Regions from separate parts of the Homo sapiens genome. Here region 2 is linked to region 1. The links are chromatin loops, found by intact Hi-C in ENCODE. Cell type or tissue: dorsolateral prefrontal cortex. All regions are shown on one strand.

Region 1 (2,500 bases):
TATGCAGTGGAGGAGAGGACAGACGTCCGGAACTGGGTAGAGATGGGCCTGCCGTGGGTGCGATCTGCTGGGGACACAGACCCACGCAGCAGGGGAGAGGACAGACGTCCGGAACTGGGTAGAGATGGGCCGTGGGTGGGATCTGCTGGGGACACAGACCCACGCAGCAGGGGAGAGGACAGACGTCCGGAACTGGGTAGAGACGGGCCTGCCGTGGGTGGGATCTGCTGGGGACACAGACCCACGCAGCAGGGAAGAGGACAGACGTCCGGAACTGGGTAGAGATGGGCCATGGGTGGGATTTGCTGGGGACACAGACCCACGCAGCGGGGGAGAGGACAGATGTCTGGAACTGGGTAGAGATGGGCCTGCCATGGGTGGGATCTGCTGGGGAGGGGAGCGTTCGCATGGTGTGGGGGGCTGGACAGCCACTCTCTCCGGGACCACAGCTTTCTGGGCTGGGGCAGGACAAGGCCACTCATGCCCCACTTGCCCTTCTGAGGTTCAGCCAAATGAGGCTCCCACCCCCATGACTCACAAGGCAGCTGGGAGCTCCGGCACTACCCGTGGGGATGGTCAGGACTCTAGGGGCCTTGGGGGGTGTGGGCCACTCCACCGTCAGCCCCAGCCCCATCCCCAGCCACAGCCTGTCTTTGGAGGGTGCTGACTGGGGGCCATTGCAGCTTATGGATCCCTGTGAAAGCCTGAACATCGGGAGCAGCCTGGTGACCTCTGCTCTCTGGTTCCCCCAACAGTGCTGTCCCACGTCCCCACCCCTGTGGCCAGCTCCGCCCACTCAGCCTCAGCCTTGCTGGGGCCTGGCCCGACCTCAGGAGTCCCTGCTGGCCTGGCCACCCTTGTGCCTTCGCCTCAGCCATCGGGGAGGCTCGGGTGGTCTCAGGGCCAACGCCAGGTGAGACCTCAGGTGAGCTGCCCCCCACCTTCCCAGTGCTCAGGGCCAGGGAAAGGGTGGTGGGCATGGACCACACTTGCAGCCCCCCCCTGGGGCATGCCTGGCCGCTGGCCTCCCTGATCCCTGCCCGGGTTGGGGCTCCAAGGGCAGGAAGTCAAGGCGTCCACGCTTGGTGACAGTGCTGGGCCGGCCTGGAGGGGGCAGGCATGTCCAGCATGGAGACGGAAGCAGGGAAGAGCCCATCGTCCCCTCCCAGCTCTGCCCTGAACACCCTCCAGCAATCGGAGGAGCCCGCTGCCCTTCCCCCACCCGCCTCCACTGGCATCCCTGGAGCCACACTGCCCCCTGCCGGGGCTGGCGGGTGTGATGGGCCACCAGGCCACCAGCCCTGACCCCGCCAGCCCTGAGCCCGCCAGTCCTGAGCCCACCCGAGCTCTTACGGCTGCACCTTGAGCCAGTGCCTGGTTGGCTCCTCTGTCACTGTGGGGAGATGGGACGCAAAACCAGTGTCAGGCTGGCTGGGCAGGACAGGACCCCACTTCCCCAGGTCAGGGACAGGCCTGAGGGAGCCCCAGACAGGCCCGCCACCCCCTGACCCCTCTGTGCCCAACTCCCCGTAGAGCCAGGACTGACCGTCAGGCTCCAGGGACCTGCTGTCCCCAGGTCCTCAGGAGGGCCAGCACCACCCCGCCCCCACCAGCAGCCCCTCCTGTCTAACATGTCCGTCTGTCTGTCTGTCTGTCTGTCCGTGTGTTTTGAATGCCCAAGATGTTTTAAACAGACTTCTCGAATATTCTTTTCATGTGTGTTGCAGGGGGGGTCAGGGGCTTCTGAACAAAAACGGCACCCCCATACCTGATGGGGCTCCTCTGAGCCCACCTGGACTGACCCCCTGTGGCCGCCAGGGGCAGCTGGTGGCCTGCCTGAATGTGGGGGCAGTGTCACCCCTGAGCCCAGAGAGCCGGAGCACAGCAGGGTCCAGGATGGCCCCAGCTACAGACACTGCCTGGCTTCCTCCACACCCCGAGATCCAGCTGCGTCTCCTCTGTCCCGGGGAAACTTACGGGAAACTTATGGGCGGAAGTCCCTCTGCAGGGCCCACTACCCAGAGCCAGCCACATGCACTCAGGCCAGGGCTCAGGGGCCGTGGGGGCTGGTGGCCCCAGCCCTTCTGGATCCACTCCCCACCCCTCACTCACTCCGTGGGGACCTTCATCTGCCTAGATGGGCTGGTCTGTGCTCTGACGGCCCCAGGACTGGGTGTCGGCCTCACCCCAGCGCCCTGGCGGCCTCCCGGCCAGAGTAGAATGTTGGAAGGGCATGGCCCATGGCCGACGCCAGGCTCCCGGCCAGGGCCCACCTGTGTTTGTCTCCTCACCCCGGCCTCCTCCAGCCTCAGGCCCTGCCTGTCAGACAGGGGCACTTGCCCAGGGGCTCCTCAGGGAGCAGTTGGTACCTGCAGAGCAAGCCCCCAGAGCCCCTGCCACAGGCACCCCAGCCTCAGGTCAGGTCTGGAATGGACACAGCCCCCAGACCAAGACCAGGGCCTCCTCACCCCGGGGTCCCCTCCCTTGGTGTCGGGTGTCA
Region 2 (2,500 bases), 230 kb before region 1:
CTGCGGCGCAGATCCGGGAACGGCAGCCGCGGGCGGAGTCGGGGTAGAGCGGCGGCGGCGCGCGGGGCGGACACGGCACTTACGGTCGGGGGGTCCGGGGGATCCGGCGGGCGGCGGACGGCGCACACTCGCGACTCGGTCCGGGAGTCGCTGCTCCTTCCAGCTTGGTCCCCGCCTCCACGACTCAGGGGCGGCTGCGCGCTGTCTTCTGGCGCCGCACCGGGCTCAGGCGCGCGGCGGGGCTGGGGCGCGCGGGGCGGCCGCCTGGGCCATGCCGGGGACTCGGCTCCGGCCACCCCGCGCGGGAACAAAGCGCGCACCCCGCCCGGGGCGGTCTCCGGCCTCCGCGGCCCGCGCCGGGTCCAGCCGCCGCGCCTGTGGCTCCAACGCCGCGCGCTCGCCCGAGAGTCTCACGGGGCCCCGCGGCCCCCGCCCCGCGCGCTCCGCCTCCGCCTCCTGCCCCCCGCCGCCGCCGCTGCGCCACCTGCCTCCCGCCCGGCGCCCATGGCGCTCAGCTCCGCCCCGGGGCGCCGGCCTGGAGAGGGGCTCCCCGCCGCCGAGAGCCGCCCCCAACGCCTCCGCCACCGGGGCGGCGCCCTAAGAACTGGCCGTGGGGGCCGGGGCTGTGCGGAGCGCCGGGAGCAGGGAGAGGGGAGAGGGGCGCGGGGAGGGGGCGACGGGCGCGCCGCCTCCTGCGGGGGGCGGCGCGGGGAGGCGCAGGCGGGGGCGAGCGAAGAGGTTGAGGGGTGCGGGCGCCGTGGAGGGGGCGCGGCTCTGGGGGGCGGCCCCCGCCTGCGCCCACCCTCTCCCCCTCCGCAGGCCGCGCACACCCACCTCGCAGCAGTCGGCGGCCGCGGGCCTCGCAGCTTTAGAACCGCGGCTTCTGGCGGCCGCGCGGGAGGCTGAACGGGAGTTGGGGGGTGTGGGGGGGGTGGGGAGGTGGGGAGTTGGGGGGGAGGTCGCTCCTTCGGCCGCCGCCCCCGCCCCCTGCCCCGCGCTCGCCCCCAGCGCGGCGCCTGGCCCGGCCCGGGGCCACCTCCGTGCGTGGCCGGCAGGGGTCGCGCTCCCCCCGCTCAGCCTCCCGGGCGGGTCCGATGCGAAGCCCTCGCTTCCCGCGGGTCCCGGGGCCAGGTCATTTGCATACACTTTGCATTCATTTGCATATCGTGCGTTTCATGTCCACCTGCAGAAACGCCCCGAGCCGCTGCTCTGCCCTCTCCGCACTTTCTCTGCCGGCAGGCCCCCTCCCCCGCCCGCTTTGCCTTTCCCTAAAGTACTTTGTGGCGTGTCTGGCGCATTTGCCTGCTTAGTACATTTTAGTAAAATTGGCGCCTTTTCCCTGTTTCCTGCCCCAACGCACACGTGCTCTTACTTTAGACACAAGCGGCTGGGGGGCCCAGGGGTCACCATTAGGAGACACAAGAGGCCAGACCTTCAGAGCAGCAGGGCCTTGGTTTGCCTCTCATTTCGCATAAATTTTGCATGTGAAGGTCCGAGGTCCCCAATCCCCAATATAAAAATATGGCAACGTGCGAAACATGGCCCATTCCAGCTTTGTGCCGCGGGCCTTTTCCCCCCACCCCTCGTCCCTCTCATGGACTTGGCTCTACCCACCTGAGCTGGCAGAGGAAGGGGACGGAAACCCAGAACGGGGGCTCCGTGAGGGGGAGGACAGCACCATGTCCTCCTGCAGCCCCTGGGCAGCGGTCTGGTCAGCTGGGTCACTAACCGCAGTGTGGCCCAGCCAGTTCCTCCAGCTCCTGGCTGTGGGAAGTGCTGTCTGAAGCCAGCCAGACTCCGTGAAAATTGTGACACAAACGCCAAGCACCTTCATTCTCCTGGTTTTCAGACTGTGCGTAACATGGTGCTTGCCCATGTGGCTCAGCCCAGTCCTTGTGGAATGGAGGTTTTCAGACTGTGCGTAACATGGTGCTTGCCCATGTGGCTCAGCCCAGTCCTTGTGGAATGGAGGGGGAGTTCTGAGCCCACCCCACAGTACAGTGCGAGTCCCCATGCGGTGGGTGTGTTGCCTAAGGTTACCGATTTTATGCTCGAAATTTATCCATCCTGGCTCCCTGGCTTCATGGACTCTGAGGCACAGTGGATTTTAAGATGCACCATTATTTTGTGTGCCACTAAGAAAGGAAAACATTCTGCCGGTGATAATCCTAAAACGCCCCCAGGTTTCAGAGATTTTACAAAGCAACATAAACGTGGGAGTGGGGGCAGGTGGGAGAATTCAGCAGCGAACCACCCTGAAGTCAGTCGGGTTGTGAGCTAAACAATGCCTGCGGCAGCTGTGGCTGCCCACAGGGCCTGGGAGCAGAAGCTGGCCTGGACCTGGGCCGGAAGCCCTCACCCAGCACCAGCGGCACGTCCGTGGTCTCGGTTCTCTGGACCGCAGGCTTCGGGTGTTAAGTGACCAGTTGCAACATCTCTGACTTACACAGGGTGCTCACAACCATTTGAGGAGTGACAGACCTGAAGGCACTGAAGATAC

Evidence for each region. A loop is a pair of places that touch in the nucleus more often than their neighbours do. Peaks named below come from ENCODE experiments on the same cell type or tissue, not always from the same donor. Only the 100,000 strongest peaks of a DNase experiment are listed, where the experiment ranks them.
Region 2: it touches region 1 in a loop (9-fold over the local background); 67 of 110 quality-filtered maps call a loop at or near these places.

The regions. Positions count from the first base shown.
Region 1 is chr16:89,166,382-89,168,881 of GRCh38, forward strand. It overlaps LINC02138 (long intergenic non-protein coding RNA 2138), which reads left to right and starts at 2. Exons shown (of 3, transcript NR_046200.1): 1 at 2-118; 2 at 756-925; 3 at 1,728-2,500. RefSeq lists enhancers at 390-1,238, 1,239-2,086. In dorsolateral prefrontal cortex, CTCF peaks have their summits at 1,218 (motif pointing left) and 1,417; a DNase peak (open chromatin) is centred at 1,240; H3K4me3 peaks cover 400 bases; H3K27me3 peaks cover 769 bases.
Region 2 is chr16:88,940,937-88,943,436 of GRCh38, forward strand. All of the region lies in intron 1 of CBFA2T3 (CBFA2/RUNX1 partner transcriptional co-repressor 3), which reads right to left. All of the region lies in intron 1 of LOC100129697 (a long non-coding RNA gene), which reads left to right. Among named protein-coding and RNA genes, the nearest start is that of CBFA2T3, 35 kb to the right of the region's middle. RefSeq lists silencers at 1-131, 242-311, 342-691, 952-1,291. In dorsolateral prefrontal cortex, CTCF peaks have their summits at 1,056 (motif pointing right) and 1,264; a DNase peak (open chromatin) is centred at 1,099; H3K4me3 peaks cover 1,243 bases; H3K27ac peaks cover 251 bases; H3K27me3 peaks cover 147 bases.